Linked DNA regions of Homo sapiens: region 2 is linked to region 1. Evidence: chromatin loops called from intact Hi-C (ENCODE). Cell type or tissue: PC-3. All regions are shown on one strand. Each heading gives the region's core, and the rest is flanking DNA. Links, peaks and the distances in the headings are about the cores only.

What was found. Hi-C counts contacts between places; a loop is a spot of excess contacts. Peaks named below come from ENCODE experiments on the same cell type or tissue, not always from the same donor. Only the 100,000 strongest peaks of a DNase experiment are listed, where the experiment ranks them.
Region 2: it touches region 1 in a loop (6-fold over the local background); 1 of 110 quality-filtered maps calls a loop at or near these places.

Annotation. Positions count from the first base shown.
Region 1 is chr18:20,959,530-20,969,001 of GRCh38, reverse strand. It overlaps ROCK1 (Rho associated coiled-coil containing protein kinase 1), which reads left to right. Exons shown (of 33, transcript NM_005406.3): 25 at 142-230; 26 at 1,062-1,250; 27 at 1,926-2,085; 28 at 8,796-8,866; 29 at 9,074-9,162. Among named protein-coding and RNA genes, the nearest start is that of ROCK1, 150 kb to the left of the region's middle. In PC-3, for the core only: no CTCF peak of the experiment used is centred there; no DNase peak of the experiment used is centred there.
Region 2 is chr18:21,451,123-21,460,594 of GRCh38, reverse strand. It overlaps GREB1L (GREB1 like retinoic acid receptor coactivator), which reads right to left. Exons shown (of 33, transcript NM_001142966.3): 13 at 9,444-9,472; 14 at 8,378-8,512; 15 at 6,032-6,229. Among named protein-coding and RNA genes, the nearest start is that of GREB1L-AS1, 4.8 kb to the right of the region's middle. In PC-3, for the core only: no CTCF peak of the experiment used is centred there; a DNase peak (open chromatin) is centred at 6,954; H3K27ac peaks cover 520 bases.

The sequences.
Region 1 (9,472 bases), core at 1,516-6,515:
AGCCTTAAGAATTATCTTAATGAAGTTACTGAAAGTTACTATGTAATGTATACTTATTTGAATAATTAAAGACATTGTTAGTTTGAAATGCAGAAATTAAATTAATACCATACAATAACATTTAATATAATTTGTTGACAGAATATAAACTGGAGAAGGAGGAGGAGATCAGTAATCTTAAGGCTGCCTTTGAAAAGAATATCAACACTGAACGAACCCTTAAAACACAGGTATACATGCTTTCGATCTTTTCCACATGTTCATTTTTGAGTTAATCATTGCTCTTTATGCACTTTTTCCTAAAACCAAGGCTTATAAGGTTCAAGCTTTTCATCAGAACAAATAAATTCTCTCCCCGCTAACTATAAAAAACTTATTTGTGAAATAGAATTTCAAGGCCAGGCGCGGTGGCTCATGCCTGTAATCCCAACACTTTAGGAGGCTGAGGCCAGCAGAACACTTAAGGCCAGGAGTTCGAGAGCAGCCTGGCTGACATCGAAACCCCAGTCTCTACTAAAAATACAAAAATTAGCCGGGCGTGGTGGTGCGCTCCAGTAATACCAGCTAGTCAGGTGGCTGAGGCACGAGAATTGCTTGAACCCAGGAGGCAGAGGTTGCAGTGAGCAAAGATCATGCCACTGCATGCCAGCCTGGGCGACAGAGCAAGACCCAGTCTCAAAAAAAAAAAAAGAAATAGGATTTCAGTTAAGAAAGCTAACTTGCCTAGTAATATTGTATAGTTGTAGAAGATAAGAGTATGTGGCCAAGGCATAGAAGCTTTATTTGCTAGTACCCAACATCAGAGTAGGATTAGCATACTCTTGATTCAGTACTGGGTTGTAAAGTTAACCAAAGAAAGGCTCCTGGTTCTTACATTTAAGTAGTGTGATAAGTCAGTGTTAGTTACTTGTGCTACCAGTTATCATGTCTCAACCATCATGAAGTTGTCCTAATTTTCATACACACAGAAAGTCCTGCTTCCTGATTTTGAAGAAAAAAATACATTTTAGTATTAAATTGGATGACTACACTATTGATCTTTATTAATAATATTTTAATAGGCTGTTAACAAATTGGCAGAAATAATGAATCGAAAAGATTTTAAAATTGATAGAAAGAAAGCTAATACACAAGATTTGAGAAAGAAAGAAAAGGAAAATCGAAAGCTGCAACTGGAACTCAACCAAGAAAGAGAGAAATTCAACCAGATGGTAGTGAAACATCAGAAGGAACTGAATGACATGCAAGCGGTAAGGTTTCTGTGTGTGTATGGATATGAGTGTGAAGGATTATTTTCTTAAATTATTTCTGTATATACTTGTTATCTATTTATCTTGTTTAGATTGGGAACAATCAAGGGTTCTGCCTGTTTGGTTTCAGACTGAAATTGGGATATGGCTGTTATAATATTAACTATAATTGGGGTAGAGGTTTTGAAGTATTGTAGCTTATTTATTTTCTCTAGTCAAGACTCACTTTTTTGAAATCAAAATAACAAGCTTAATTTTTTGATACCCCTTGGCTTGTTAATAGAACAAAATTGAGAACCTGGTCTCGGGCACTTAGATCTAAGCTTTTTAGCTCCATCAGTTATGGTTTTCTGAAGTTTTCTATACCTTTAAAGCTACTTCATTTGGAGCCAGAAAAGCATTTTCTTTTGTTGTAACTTTTTTGTTTTGATGGCTTATGTTTGAAAACAAAAACAAAAACTCTTTTTAAGGCAAGGAGAAAAGGAATTTGTCCGAGCATTGTATTACTGAGAAAGAACTTGACATTTCTGTAGTGTATCAAAATCTGTGGTAGCAAACATTCATGAAGTTTACTGTACATTTTTAGTATTAGCAATTTAAATTATCATATTTCAATTAGTAATGTTGGAAATTGTTTTAGCTTGATTATATTATCTTGATACTTTTCAAAATTAGCAATTGGTAGAAGAATGTGCACATAGGAATGAGCTTCAGATGCAGTTGGCCAGCAAAGAGAGTGATATTGAGCAATTGCGTGCTAAACTTTTGGACCTCTCGGATTCTACAAGTGTTGCTAGTTTTCCTAGTGCTGATGAAACTGATGGTAACCTCCCAGGTAAGAATAATTCTGTATCATTCAAACATGTATAAATGTCATGGAAATTAGTGTATATTTCTTTCATTTGGTTTTCTACCTCCTTGTCATTTTGTCCATGGATTCCTAAGAAGGAATTCTTATTTCTGATAGCCAAGGCCTGATGATGATTATACACTTGGTGTATTTTGTGGAGTAGAGCAGTTGTAAGCAATCTTAGGCTATTTAAATAGACCTAAGAAGCTTTACCTGAATAAAAACCATAAGAGGTTTATGAACCTATTTTGAGCAGCCTAAGTCCACAGTGAGAGTCAAAGCTGCTACTACACATCTCACTATTTTTTAAAAGTTGTACATTTTTGTGAGTAATAGCTCTTTAACATTTTATGTATTCTTGTGCTAAAACTAAGAACTGTACTTTATCATCAGAACCACAGCAGCTACATATAGAACCCTATCTAGTGGAGTAGTGATCAACTTCAGTCAGACTTTGCTAAGTTTTAAGTTTGGGGAAATAGATAAAATGGGTTGGGCAGTGCAGTAAGAGGCCGGGGGTGTCAAATAAAGGCAGGAATGAGTGGCTAAGATTTGAGACTTTTTTCTGTGTCTTCTTTTTCCCAGTGGAGAATCAATTTAAAAATAAACACAACCTCATTCTTGGTTTAATCGTCATGTAAACTATAATACCTTTATGTACTTTACAGAGATGAGAAATACACATACTATAAGTTCAATTTAGAAATAAAATGAGTAGGTTATCATTATTAAAACATGCATTTACATATACACAGAGTCTTAGTTCAGAGTCTTGGAAGTTTTGTATACATGATAATACACTTGAAAATAGATTTTAATTAGTGTATTTTCTGAATAATACATAAATAGGAAGATATTTATGAAGCAGCATGTTTGATATTGGGATTCTGTTTTAACAGATATTACTTGTTATTGTGAATTTGATATAAGGAACTAGAGGAGTCACTCAGAAAATTTTATAGTATCTTTCTTGGTCAAGAAAGTGGGACTCAAAGTGGGAAATGAATTCAGCTCCTCTCTGTATGCTATGTGATCCCTGGCCTCATTCTTGTGTGGCTTTGCTAGGTCAAAATCAGGTATCTGGGAATGGAAAGGCAGCGAAGAAATATTTCTTATTTTAGTGGTCAAGGAACTCCTCTGTTTACCTATTTTTGGCTCTCTGAAACTGCCTACCTCTTGAGAAACTTGCAGGTACACACGATTCATTATTGTAGGATCACTTTGAATTTAATAAGAACCTGTAGCTTTAGTTATTGTTTGAACATCTTTCTAAAGTTAGACTTAATCATCACTAAGAATATGACTTTTAGAAGTGTTTGGCTACATTCTTTCAATTGTTGAACTGAATTGGTAGGTTAGATTCCCACTTCATTAACCCTGAGATACTTCTGGAGTTATTTAGTATAGGGATTCTTACTCTATGTATGTATGTATGTATACATTCTTACTCTATGTATATATGTATGTATGTATGTATGTATGTATGTATGTATGTATATATGTATGTATGTATGTATGAAACAGTCTCACTCTGTTGCCCAGGCTAGAGTGCAGTGGCGTGATCTTGGTTCATGATCCTGCCTCCTGGGCTCAAGCGATCCTCCTGCCCCAACCTCCTGAGTAGCTGGGACTACAGGTGCACATCACCACACCCGGCTAATTTTTTTAATTTTTTGTAGAGACGGGATTTCACCATATTGCCCAGGCTGGTTTTGAACTCCTGAGCTCAAGCTATCTGCCTGCCTTGGCCTTCCAAAGTGCTGAGATTACAGGCATGAGCCACCCGCCTGGCCGACCTTGCTCTATTTAGTGTCAGTTCGAAATCCTGACCAATTTTATTTTTATTCCACCCATTTCCCTTTAACTATTTATAATGCCTTATATGCACCTTAGTGTTCTTAGTATTGGGTTAAATATGTCAGAAATGGACACATTATTGGTGAATGCTAGTTAGAAGATTTGAGTTGAAAGGTGAGCTGGTGGGACTGCTAATGAGGAAAGTGATTAATTTTACCCACCATCGTGGCTGATTCAGAAAGGCTAAGCTCATAGTGCCATCAGCTGGCTTCATTGGCAGACTTAGGCTGGGAATCCATTTAGGTTTCAGAATCCTGACCTAATAAATTGACTTATTGAGCAAAGAGATTTTTAAATGTTTCTACTAGCTCCATTTTCAGTATATTTCTTAGAATATTAGTGTACTTTCAGGAATTTTGTTTTTAAGGTTATCAAAGTCCAAACCAAGTGGGGCGGGGAGTACTGGTAGCCATTCTCCCTTGCTAGAAGAGGCCAGTTAATACCTCTTTTCCTATTACTGTGTTCTTAATTTTGAGACTTTATAAAATCTCAACAGTGCTGAACCTTGACTTTCATATTGGAAGTAGAAATTAATGGATAGTCTTTGTCAATATTATTTACCTCTCTGTGGGTCAGATATTTTGCTAGTAAATTGAAAATCTGTATTAAATCCACCATTTACTAGATGCTCAAAAATGGTCCCTGGCAAATAAAGTTAAGGTTTTGCATTCATATCTAGGAAGAATTGTTAAAGAATGTTGATATTCATTCTTAATATTAGATAGTTACATATCATTCAAGTGTCTAAAAAATTTCTTGAAGGTAATGGCTAATGATTAATTTTTACTTCAGTTTAGAAAATAAGTAAATGAATATACGTACTAAAAAGGAGAGGGCTTTGAATAGATTAAGTTTACTCCAAGTTAAAATGATGGCTTTTTGAAATATGGGTCACATTTTTCAGTTTTTTTTTAAGTAGTTGGATGGATAAACTGACACTGCAACTTTTATTATTTCTCTTATATTTCATCATTCAGTATAAAGATTATAATTTAATTATCTTGCACATCTAGAACGCAGCCTCTATGAATCCTTAGTGGCCATTTTGTTATTAACTAGCTTAAATATTAAATCTCCCTTCTAAAATTCCCAATTCTAAAAACTTTATTTAAAAAATGTTACTCCTTCTCTGACTTATAACTCTTTGAAGTTCTTGAAGTCACCTTCATTCTCTTAATTCTTTTATGTCTTTATCTTCTCTTTGGTTCTGTAGCAGGTTGTGACCTAGCACACAATACAAACATAAAGATTACCCTTACGGTTATGGGTGCCTGTTGCCTAGATGACAAAAAACTTTAATGTGATAACTGTTTCTTTTCCTCATTCTTTCTCTTTCCTTCTTTTGGAACTGTTAACCTAGACATCTGAAGAGAATGTAGAAATAGATGATGGATTAGGAAAACTTGGTATTGATACTCCAGTAATATTCATTATCTCTTATGGATTATTTGTATCATACCCTTTTCCATCCAGCTTGACCTTAGGTTATGTAACTTAAACCTGAAAATGGTGGATCTCTTGGTGTGTTTCCCAATATTTGAATATATGAATGTTTCTGACCTTGCCCAAATCTAGTGATTTGAAGTTGGTGTATCTGACTTGTTGAGTATTAATTAATTTTCTTTTTTATATCACTTTTGAATTTAATTAAAGTGTTTTGAAATGGTTCTTTAGCCCTGTTTCTTAAGCAGTATGTTTGTGGTATAGCTAAATAAATTAGGTAGTCTTCAGAGGTTAGCTCTGATGTTTGAATTGGCTATATCGAGTATTGATGTACATGTAGTTAGATTGTCTCTTATTTGGGTAAAGAAATCGCTGATATTGCAGTAATATACATCTAACTTCTTATAAGTTAAAATTGTTCTACAAATATATTGTATAAAATTTAGAGCCAAGTTGTTTTTGTACATATGTAGAATATTATTAAGGATAATCCAGACTTAGAGGTTCTCTCAGTGGGAGTTTCATTTAGTTATCTGGAGAAGCTGTTTTCTGTGCTTGTGATATAAAAGATGGAATTTACAGCGTTATACCTCCAGATCACCACTTAAGTTACAGGTGGTCCCGATTTTAGAGGAGGTCTTTATATATTTTAAAAACTGGTAAGTATATTATCTTGCAACTATGGTAGGCGTAAGGAAAGGAAACGCAGGAGAAGCTAGTATGTATTTTTTTATCTGTTATTATTGAGCTTAGTTCAGTTGCTTCTCTGAGGGAATTCACCAGATGGAAAAACTAAAATTTTCTCCCATGACATTGTTGTAAATTGGCAAAAACCTTCACATATTCTTGACACCTTTATTTGCATTCCAGATTTCTTCATTTAATTTATTTTCTCCCTGACCCTCTTCATTTAATTTAAATATGAGCAAATGTAGAATTCTGGCTTATTTGACTCATAAGATTCCCTTGATATATAAAATTTCTAAGGAACACTGAAATGACAGATAAAGCCATACCATATAACAACTTATTGAAGATATATTAAAACTGGCAGGTTAACCCACATCTAGAGCCAGAAAGCATAAATATTTTTGACATTGATTGTCACAAAGAAATAATGTGAAAGTATAGGGTATTTTGGCATACAAATTTTGTGTAAATGTCAAGAATTCAAAGGCTTTTATATCTTTGTTTTTGGTGAGGAATTACTAATACTAAACAACTTTGTATTATCAGATATTAAGACTCCTTTTCATTCTCACTAATGTTCATCTTAATGTTTTCCAAACTACACTTTAAAACCAGAGCTGCAATTTCTACCACACTAATGGGAAAATTTCTGGCAATAACTTTTTTGCTTTTATAAGATAAAATATTGGTGAATGATCAATATGTGATCAACAGTCTTCTGCATGCTATTTAGTATAAAACTGCCTGTTTGGTTTTTAAACTGGAACCACTATTTACAAAGGATGACTTTAATTGGCTAATTCAGAAAAATGCAGAATTACAAAATAATCAACAAATATCTGTCAAGTACCACCTCGTTGTGTCATTTGCCATGGGATATATAAAATCAAGTGTTAAGATATGGTCCTTGCTCTCACAAAACTTACCAAGGAACTACCTAAGCAACAAAATAATTACTTCATGAACTAAATTGCAGCAATTAAAGCCAGGTGCTGTGGTACATGCCACTGCTTAGGAAGCTGAGGCTCAGGAGTTTGAGGCCAGCCTGGACAACGTAACAAGACTTCATGTCAAAAAAAAAAAAAAAAAAAAAGGAAAAAGAAAAATGTTGGGAGAAGAGAGGGATCATTTTGAACTAAAGTTACCTCACCATTTCCTCCATTTTAACAATTTATATGAAGAGGAATAACACAAGCAAAGGTGTGGAGACATTACGTACCTGGTGGGAGTAGGGGAAAAAAATATTTCCCACAATTCAGTCAACTGCAGAGCTTGTTTGCGAACAGAATAGTGTTGTGCTCTAGAAACATAAGCTCAGAAATTAGACTGCCGGGGTTTGAAACCATAGAGCTTTGATAGATACTGATAGAGTTGCCTTGCCCAAGTCCGTTTACCCTGCTAAGCCTTAGTCTCTTCTTTTGTAAGTGAAAGATGACAGTAGAACCTTTTCCGAATTCCTCGGAATATAATATCCTGTATTCATGGACTTATACATAGGTTAAATATGAGATATTATAAAGCATGTGGCAAATAGTAAATTTATGAATAAATAAATCAGTAAATGTTACCTATTGTTAACTGTTACTGTAAGACTGAGTTTATAGCTTTTAAATTATATGAAGGCGGACAATATATTGCCTTAGGATTACCATTTGAATGATAGTATAATCTCATATTTTAGTGTCATACTTTGAAATTGGTTATTTTTCTATTCTTTTGTGTTTCAAATATAAGGTAGATACGGAAAATAGTTAAATTGAATGGATTTTCTTATTTCCAACCTGATCTAAAATAACTATTTCTAATGGAGTTGTCTTTATCCCCCAGATATTTCTAGTAGACATTAGTTATATTTAAACAATAGTAATAATTATTATAAAATGCCTTGATCAAATAGTCAAGGAATTCCTGGTATGCACGTACTAGTTGAAATAATGGCAGTAGACCAAATGGATTCTGTGTTGTTTTTACTGTTGATCAAATTGTGATATCAGAAACTTAAGAGGCTTTAAAACTCTTTAGTTTGAGTAGAATTGCAATTGAACTTAGCACTAGAGTTAAGTGCTCCCCTCAACCAAATTTGGGCAATTTTATTGAAATAGTTACAAATTCAAATTGAAGTTGTTTTACCAAAAAGCTTAATCAGAATATTGTACTGAGAAAACAAATAAAATACTTGTCTCTTATTCTTTATATCTAGTTGATTCTGCCTGCATTCCTTATTTATTTATCTTCTATTCTTGTCTTCTGTGAGTAATAGGACACTTCTATACTTTTGCTTGCTCTTTCTTGTGTAAATCATGGCTCTGATTTGTTCCACTTGCTGCATTATTTTTTTCTTTCTTTTTTTTTGCTGATTATTTTTATATGAATGTTAAATGATAAAGTCTTCTACATCATATCCCATTTAAGCTGCAATCCATTCCAGTCTTGCCTGGCTCTTAAGGGTATTGTTACTTCATACTTTTGTAATTGATTACTAAATGTTAAATTGTATGGGAAAAGTGGCTTGGAATTTTTTTCTGCAATATTTGTATGGCCATTAAAGTTGATTTGTGTGATTGAAGCATGGAAGAGCAAATTATAGCACTTATTCATTTAGTTGTGTTCAATTGCTTGTTGCTGCATGCTGTCAGACAACTTTTAATAGTTTTTCTTTTGTTACAATTTAAGACTGACTAATACATATATTCTTTTTCTCCTAGAGTCAAGAATTGAAGGTTGGCTTTCAGTACCAAATAGAGGAAATATCAAACGATATGGCTGGAAGAAACAGGTACCATATACCTAATTATTTTCTAACTGGTATTTTGTTCTATATTTTACTTTGGAGCATAGAACTTATATTAGCTACTTTTTTTTACTAGCATTTATTTTACATTAATACAGTATAATCTAGATATTAGTGGCAAATATTATGCTTATCACTTTAAACCAAGTTAATGTTGCTCTTGTAACTCTTCCCCCCTTTTTCTTATTTCAGTATGTTGTGGTAAGCAGCAAAAAAATTTTGTTCTATAATGACGAACAAGATAAGGAGCAATCCAATCCATCTATGGTATTGGACATAGAGTAAGTTGCCTTTGATTGAATTTTAAAGGGGTTGAGAGCTAACTTTTGATAATTATTTTTAGACTTAAAATTTATTTTATATTTTGTGTTACTTCAGCACTGTTACCTACTTTTCTGTTTTTCTTAAGCATAAATGTTGACATTATATTAAATCTTCAGCAAAATGTGAGAAGGAAAAATGTATATACTTATTTCATGTATTTGGAAGACAACTTTTTTAGTTCAAGTGTTTAGTAGTTTGAGTTCAGAGAGCATTTCAAAAAGTATAGTCAGCTGTGTATCAGTGGGTTCCATATCCACAACTGTGGAT
Region 2 (9,472 bases), core at 4,024-9,023, 490 kb before region 1:
GCCGAGGCGGGTGGATCACCTGAGGTCAGAAGTTCGAGACCAGCCTGGCCAACATGGTGAAACTCCGTCTATATAAAAAAAATTAGCCAGGTGTGGTGGTGCATGCCTGTAATCCCAGCTACTCAGGAGACTGAGGCAGGAGAATCGCTTGAACCCGGGAGGCGGAGGTTGCAGTGAGCCAAGTCTGTGCCATTGCACTCCAACCTGGGCAACAAAAGCGAAACTCTGTCTCAAAAATAAACAAACAAAAAAATTAGCTGGGCATGGTGGCACATGCCTGTAATCCCAGCTACTCGGGAGGCTGAGGTAGAAGAATTGCTTGAACCTGGGAGGTGGAGGTTGCAGTGAGCCGAGATCATGCCATTGTACTCCAGCCTGGGCCACAAGAGCGAAACTGCATCTCAAAACAAAAACAAAAACGAAAACAAAAACAAGACAAAACAAAACAAAACAAGAATTTAGTACGGCATCAACTGGAAAGGTTGATTTTTCCCCACACAGTGAGAACATGTTGTATATGTGTGGCCTGAAGGAGAGTGTGGCCTGAAATTGGGAACATCTGAATGGGTGATTCCAGGATTAGGCAGGGTCCAGGGTATGACGAGGCGGGCAGTCATTGTGGCTGTGGTGAAGCGGGGGGTAAATGTGCCTGAGGGTGAGAACGGAAGGTACTGAGAGCTGGGTATTGGCTGGGCCATCCCCCGGACAGCAATGCATGTGCTGGGTTATGCTTGCACAAAGCAATCTCTCGTGTTTCCTCTACCTCAGGACAGCAGTTTCCCAGTACATTCTTCCTGGGCACCTGTTCCCTGTGTCTTAGTCACTGAACAAAAAATACTGTCTTTTTTTCTGTTGAAATTTTAAGTGACCAACAAGGGAGTATAAGGTTGGTGAGACCAAAAAAATATGTCTTTATTTTTTTATTAAAATTTTTTTTTGTTATTTATTGTTATCTTACAGAAGAAAGCTCTGCCACAAGAAAATCTGTTTTTAGAAACTGAGAATGCCGGCCATGCGCGGTGGCTCACTCCTGTAATCCCAGCACTTTGGGAGGCCGAGGTGGGCAGATCCCCTTGAGGTCAGGAGTTCAAGACAAGCCTGGCCAACATGGTGAAACCCTGCCTCTATTAAAAGTACAAAAATTAGCTGGGCATGGTGGTGGGCGCCTGTAATCCAAGCTACTCGGAAGGCTGGGGCAGGAGAATCACTTGAACCTGAAGGGCGGAGGTTGCAGTGAGCCGAGATTGTGCCACTGCACTCCAGCCCGGGCAACAAGAGTGAAACTCCGTCTCAAAAAAAAAAAAAAAAAAAAAAAGTAAAGAAAAAGAAAAAGAAAAGAAAGTGGGAATGCCTTCCTCTCTCTCTTCACTTCCCCTGCAATGTCTACTGCTTCCTTAAAACTGCCTTATGTCCATTTGAATAGAGTAATCTCTATATCAGCAGACAAATACGTCTCTCTGGCTTTGTTATAATCATGCATGTGTTAAAGTATCAGATTTGTGTCATTCCCCTGACAGGATAAAACTTCCTTGCCTGGATACCTCCAGATCCGCTCCCATTTGCTAGGGCTCCCACCAACACCATTTTACAAGCAGGGAGGCAAAAAACGGACAGTCACTTCCTGTACTTCTCTCTCCCACCTTGAACTGAAATGGGCTTGCCTTTGGATTGCACCAGTATGCTAGTATTCTCATTCACAGAATGCGGGGTCCTCCGAATTAGAATTATGCTACCACTTCAGATTTCTAAAAAAAGGACACTAAAATAAAATAATTTCCTATAGTATAAAAATGCTCCTTCCCCACGATCACTCCAGCAGTTACAAGTCTACGTTACGCAAACTTAAAAGATGTTAAACCCGCTCCATTTCTTTTTTTTTAACCTTCAAATTCTGTCCATGATATTTTGTTTTGTTTTCCTTTTTCCTCCTCCCTCCCCTCTTTGCTTCATTTCTTCATCAGAATGTGTGCTGAGGTTTCAAATGCTTCACTTTAGTGCTGGATCTGCAACAACGTGATGGTTTCTATTTTCATCCTTTTACTTTCAGCCATGCAGGCACTGCCAAGGATGTGCCCTTTCTGCATACTCTGGCAGCTCTTCCCTGCCTGGGTGCTTTTCCTGGCAGACTCTGCTGGAATGCTTTCTTTAGTAAAGGAGGCAAATGGAACCAGGACACAGAGACCTTGGACACTGTTTCTCCTTCTGCCCATCTCTTTCTCCTTCTAGCCCTCCATTCAAACATCAGTTGAGCACCTGCTGGTGCCAGGCCCAAGAGAGGCATGAAACGAGGCACTAGACATGCAACAATAAAAAAACTGTCCTTGGGCCGGGCGCGGTGGCTCACACCTGTAATCCCAGCACTTTGGGAGGCCGAAACGGGTGGATCACCTGAGGTCGGAAGTTCGAGACCAGCCTGACCGACATGGAGAAACCCTGTCTCTACTAAAAATACAAAAAAATTAGCCAGGCATGGTGGCGCATGCCTGTAATCCCAGCTACTCTGGAGGTTGAGGCAGAAGAATCGCTTGAACCCGGGAGGTGGAGGTTGTGGTGAGCCAAGAACGCGCCACTGCACTCCAGCCTGTACAACAAGAGCAAAACTCGGCCTCAAAAAAAAAAAAAAAAAAAAACTGTCCTTGCTCTCAAGGTACTACCCTCTGTGATCTCAGGCAAACTAGGCTCTTCTCAATTCACATGATGACATATGAGGAAACTAAGTCAGATGATTTCTTAAAAACTTTCTGTTTTAACAGCTATGATTTTAAAGAGTTATTTTAATGGATGCTCTCCTGCTATTTATTCTACCCGGAGCAATTTCTCCGTACATTTTAACATGCTTCTAGTCCTTTCTCTTCTATCAATTGGTATGTGTTCCAAGAATATGAAGGTATTTAAATATCAAAATAAATACTTTTTTTGTAATTATGATGTGACTATACATTCATTAAGAATGATGCTCACAAAAGATGTTCATGACATGGAAAGAGGTACACACTGTAATGCCAAGTGAAAAAAACAGAGGTAGGGAAGAGAGGTGGAACACTAGGTATTAAGTTATTTGTTAATGCCAACATTTTAACAGTGGTTACCCTTGAATGGTAGGATTATAAATGTTTAAAGGTTTCTACTTTATTTTTTAAAAATAAGGCATACCATAATCATGTTTTTATAACAAAATAAAGGTATGTTTAAATATACAGAAGTGATTGTTTTTGCAGCAAAAATTTCAGTATGTATGCCAAAGCCAGATGTGAATAATTCTAAAAATATGCTTTGCTTTGAGTGTGCCAAACATGTCTATTACAATGATTTTTTTTTTTCTGGATTCTAAGCTTACATAATTGGTCAAATTCTGGTACCTTTTTGAGAGGTGATAATCTTAAAACACTTTAGAAAAATCTGAGGGCATTGAGAAGAGAAAGGAAAAAACCTGCACAATTTATTCATCTGTCAAAAATGTAAGGCTTTATTTAGGAGCTTGCATTTATTAGGAAAGGTGAAAGTGCAGGTCACTGAGAGGTTATTTCAGGAAAAGGCTCTGCAGATGATTTCGTCACTTCAAACAGGTGCCATGATGTGTTTGCTCAAGCACAATTTGGGATATCAGATCACAAACTCAGGGAGGCCACAAATGCCAAATGGTACAAGTAAAATACTTAAAAGACAAGGCCCTTCCTCCATGTTACGAAAGGAAAAAAATCCATATGAAATAACAAAAAATCTGGCTACTGCTTGGTGTGACCGACAACAACCCACTCCCCATACTGGAGAAGGGGCAGGAAAAATAAATGCAGAAAGAAGCCGGTAGCTGAGAGAGAGAACTCACTTTGGTTTTTGGGAGAGCCATGAGAGAAGGCATTTGACCTTTTCCAGCTCATCACCTACAGGTCGATATTTCCAACAAGTCATTTTGTAACCTGTCATTCCAAAACTGAGAGGCTAAAAAGAAGACTGCACTGTCAACCAGACACTTGGGACTCCAGAAGGTGTGGACAAAACTTCACATGTCAGTCACAGCCACCAAGAGGGGTTAAAGAGATAGAAACAGGGAAAAATGTACTGTCAGTCAGCTCATTTGGCCTCTGGAACAAGAGGCCTTTTTAAAAACTTTTAATTTCAAATTTTGTGGGTACACAGTAGGAGTATATATTTATGGAGCATATGAGAAAATTTGATACACGCATGGAATGTGTAATAATCACATCAGGGTAAATGGGGTATCCATCCCCTGAAGTATTTATCCTTTGTGTTACAAACAATCCAATTACAATACTCTTTTAGTTATTTTTAAAAGTACAATCAAGCAAGATTTCTCACTGAGCCATGCTACTCAAAGTGTGGTCTTCTGACACTGGCTTCACTATAAGCTTGTTAGAAATGCAGAATCCGGGCTGGGTATGGTGGCTTATGCCTGTAATCCCAGCACTTTGGGAGGCTGAGGCTGGTGGATCACTTGAGGTCAGGGGTTCAAGACCAGCCTGGCCAATATAGTGAAACCCTGTCTCTACTAAAAATACAAAAATTGGCTGGGAGTGGTGGTGCACACCTGTAATCTCAGCTACTTGGAAGAGGCTGAGGCAGGAGAATTGCTTGAACCCAGGAGGTGGAGGTTGCAGTGAGCCAGGACTGTACCACTGCACTCCTGCCTGGGCAACAGAGTGAGACTATGTCTCACAAAAAAAAAAAAAAAAAAAAAAAGCAAATGCAGAATCCGGAGCACAACCCAGACTCACTGAAGTGGAATCTGCATTTTAGCAAGATCCCCAGGTGATCTTTATGTAGGATAAAATTTGAGAGGCACAATATGACAGGTATGAACATATAAACCACATTTTAAGCACTTCTGGATTTTTCTGCTTCCTACCTGTTTTTAAATATATTGAAAGTAAAATTCTTTGTTTTTTTGTTTTTTTTTTTTGGGAGAGGGTCTCACTCTGTCACCCAGACTGGACTGCAGTGTCTTGGTTCACCACAGCCTCTGCCTTCCGGGTTCAAGTGATTCTCCTGCCTCAGCCTCCCAAGTAGCTGGGATAACAGGCATGTGCCACTACCACCTGGCTAATTTTTGTATTTTTAGTAGAGACGGGGTTTCACCATGTTGGCCAGGCTGGTCTTGAACTCCTGACCTCAAGTGATCCACCCGCCTTGGCCTCCCAAAGTGCTGGGATTACAGGTGCGAGCCACCGCCCCCGGCCGAAAGTAAAATTCTTTACTGTGGCAAAAACAGTCATCTTCCAGATCTAAAATCTGCGTGTGTGTGTGTGTGTGTGTGTGTTTTCCTCAGCTAAGGTAATCAGAAGCAACTTGACATTTATAATTTCGTTTTCAAACCTAGTTTACAAAGGCAAGCATTTTACAGCTGTTTCAAGTTTCTAAATTCCTTATAACTTCTTGTAATTCTAATCAAATTTTATTTCTGAAAAGGGATATTATTTACCACAGACTTGTAACATTTTTTTTTTTTAGACTTGTAAAATTTTTGCTCTCTACCTTTTCACATTTTCTGGGAAAAACATTTTTTTTTCTTTACACTTAAAGTTATTAGAAATAACGCTAACCTTTTTTTCTTAAAGAACGTCATTGCTGACATGGGGGATGGTGTTCTGGTTTCCAGGTCCCAGACGTGCTGTTAATGTGCTAGATGGCCAAGAATCCACCTATGCAAATGAGGCCTGCAGGTGGGAGGAGTTCAGGTGGCACAGACGCCATCAACCCATGCAGGGCCATCCTCGCCTTGAGAAAATTTCTCTTCATCCATAAATGACCAGATTCTAGTCCCACAGATTACATCATGAACTTAATGATACCTGGCAAACATGCACAACAATTTACCCTTGACCTTGAGGGAAAAAGGACAGAGTACTTTGAGGGAAAACTTCAGATAAACCCAAAATAACAAAGTGCTTTTATGATTTTTATTACTGAAGAAGGTTTTAAGCATCCTCTAGACGTTTGGATTAAGCAAAAGAAAGAGGCAGAGGGGATCTGAAGCTGGATCTAGGTGGGCTCCTCTTTGAAAGTTCACTCTTACCTGATTGTCGAATCCGCTGAAGAGTTTGCTGAACCAACACCTCCGATCTGGGAACAATGATGATGAAGTCTACTTTGCTGAAGTGACCGAGGTCCAGGCTCTGGCTGCCACTGTCCGCTATAGCACACACCTGGGATAAGAGTTTTCTGGCAACTGTTAGCTGCGGTTGATAAATGTGGAAGGTTTCATTATCTAAATCTAAAATTTAAAGAGAAGTCATAAGAACAAGGTTAATTTACTTCCCTAATGGCCACTGTGAATCTCTATGAGGACACATACCACACAGACGGTAATGTAATACACTCTCACTACGAATTCTCACCTGCTATTTGCACTCTCTATTGAGTTTTAATAGATTTGCCTATTTTCCCTGAAACGTGGATGAGAGGATGTGCTCAGGAGTGGATGCTGCAGTTTTGCAAATGTATTATTTAAAAATTGATTGATTATCTCACAAATGCCTAATTCAACACCCCTATCCCAACCCAGAAGTGGAGGAGACCGACTACACTGTCGCAGCTGGAGCCAAGACTCATCCCTGGAAAGGGTAGCATTTCCAGTTTTCTTTAGAAATATCAGCACAGGCCAGTTCTCCAGCCCCGACCCAGTTCAAGGAAAGAGGGGATGCCATAATGATCATGATGCTGAGTTCCCCTGAGCTTTTCTGGAAGGCACTACAGTAAATATTTCCTCTTTAGCAAGTCAGTTGCAACATGGTCGGAAATTCCCTCCCCAGTCACTACATAACGTGGGTCATGGAGACACGACCTTCACCTTTCTTCCCACTGGACTCCACTTTGCCAGTGCTGTGACCTAGCAGGTCTAGGTGGTTGTGGCCAGCTCCAGTGCTGATGCCTGGACTATCTGAAGACACCTGACTCATGACATAGCCAGCTGGCCACTCAGCAGGTGACATATTACAAAAACATTTCCCAGATACTCTAAGCAGGTCAGTAGCTTTTTATTGCAAGTATAATCAAGCGATCAATCTTTCTTATACGTGCATGCACATCCACACACACAATGAAAGAAGTTTAGTCAGCTAAACACGTGAGCAGGCAACATCCAATGCTTCTTTAAAGCACTGGTTATTATCAGGAACACATGTGGCAGTTTAACTGCAACAGGGCCTAATTAACCTGTGCTAATTAATGTTTTCTAAAATCAAATGCAGCCGAGGCAAAGACAGCCGTCAACATATCCCAGTTACCATGGATACTGACAGCAAGTGGAGATTTAGATGGATGGTCTCCCTAGTAGTTGAGAGAATCCACTGGAAAAGCCCAAACCTGCAACTTTAAATAGAAGCCCAAATAGTCTTTGTACCACAGACTACTAATCAAAATATATCTGTCTTTTAATACAGTTAGGCTGTTATTTCAAAAACATCTTTAAACAAGGTTTTTAAACAGGGAACCAAGAATGTACTCCGGAATCTGTAAGTCCTCTCAGAATGTTTAAATTCTAAATGTGTTAACAATTCAAAACAGTTAATATAAACACATTTTAGATCATCCGGATCATCACTTTATTACCAAATACCATTGAGAAGTCAAAACATTTTACTGCCTATATTTGCATTTGTTTTAACAACAGAGCTGACTGCCAAGCCATGCTACTTTTATTGCCTGAGACAATCCTAATATATAAATGATACATTCCTATCAAGTGGGGGCCAAGTGGCTGTCAGCAGCAGCTTATATGGGTCTGTCTCCCAACTATCCTTTCTCCTGTTCTTTTTTCTGTCCTGTCCTATGTCATTCCTGTCAATCAGTGAATTGGGGAAGAAATCTGAACCCAAATGAATCCAGTCTTAATGATCAGACTCCTCATCCCTGACACTCCCACTTTGAGCCCCTGAAGCTTGTTGTAGGGCAGATGACATGTTGGTAGCGCTGCTCTATCTGCCAATAAAGCCTCACTATCCCTGAGATAATGTGTGTTTTACAAGTCAGACAGGAAGTGAAGGAGCAGGAGCTGGGGACCCTGCACTGCCTGTAGTCTGACTCTTTCAGACGGTTTTTTGAAGTCCTCTGGGCACAGCTGGTGGAGCTAAGGAAAATGAGCCAATGTCCTGGAATCTTTCAGAGAAAAAAGAGAGAGTGCTTAAGATAAAGTCTTTGACTTTGATTTTCATTCCAGAAGACTTTTACTAGGAACAAAGCCTTTGATCCAGGCCACATGGGAAAGCATTTTTAATTTCAACCAGGTTTATCATGTAGACAATCAGGAAAAGGCTGTTGTGGTCTGTGACTTGAAGAATCCTCAAAACCCTTAGAATGACTTAGTTTTTACAATGTCTGTCCCAAGGACTGACTTCCTCCTCTTGGTCTGAGATGACATTACCCAGGTTTTGTGTGGGAATCATAGCAGCAGCCTCCTGGGGTGACACACATTCATTAAGGTCTCCATCGAAAGGGGTAACCACACTGTCTCCTCTTCTTTGTTGCATTTTTTCCAGCAGCTTGTCTAGGTCATCGCCTATTACAAAATAGAGATAAGAAGGTTACAAGGAAGGATATGTTTGTTTCATTTTTATTAACTGCCCAAGTTGGGCAGTTAGGCTGTTCTCAGTAGATTTGTTGGTCAGCCAGCAATTCATATCAGCATTTACACTTGGCCATCTTTATAGTATACTGGTGTCTCTATATCAAGAACTACTCTCATTGATATAGTGCTTATAATTTACATGCTTTCACATGTTGTATCTCTCTTGACTTCCCTAATACTCAAAAGCAGACAGAATGGGATTAGAAAACTGAGTTCCAGGCTGGGCGCAGTGGTTCATGCCTGTAATCCCAGCACTTTGGAAGGCCAAGGCACAGGAGGATTGCTTGAGGCCAGGAGCTGGAGTCCAGTCTGGGCAACAAAGGGAGACCCAGTCTCTACAAAAAATTAAAAAATTAGCCAGGCATGGTGGCACATGTCTGTAGTCCAAGCTGCTTGGGAGGCTGAAGTGGGAGGATCGCTTGAGCCCGTGAAGAGGGGTGGTGTCAAGCAGTGAGCTATAATCACGCTACTGCACTCCAGCCTGGGCGATAGAGTGCAACACTGTAAAAAAAAAAAAAAAAAAAAAAAAAAAAAAGGAAGGAAGGAAAGAAGGAAGGGAGGGAAGGAGGAAGGAAGGAACGAACGAACAAACCGAGTTCCAGGGAGAGAGAAACTCGCCCAAGGTCACTCAACAAGGTTGTGGCTGAGCTGAGACTTTTGAATCCAGTACCAATGGGCCTTCCTCTAGACCCCCTTACTGCTTCCTGTGGTGTTAGTGACAAAATACTTAGGATAAACCATTTCAAATGAAAGATCAGCTGGCAAGCTTGAGCTCCACACTCATCTTGACAGGCTAAGATTTAAACTCAGAAAATCATACAACTAGGGGCTGCCAGTGTTGCCAAATCTTACAACCACTCACCTAATGATGTGGTTTTGAAATGTGATGCC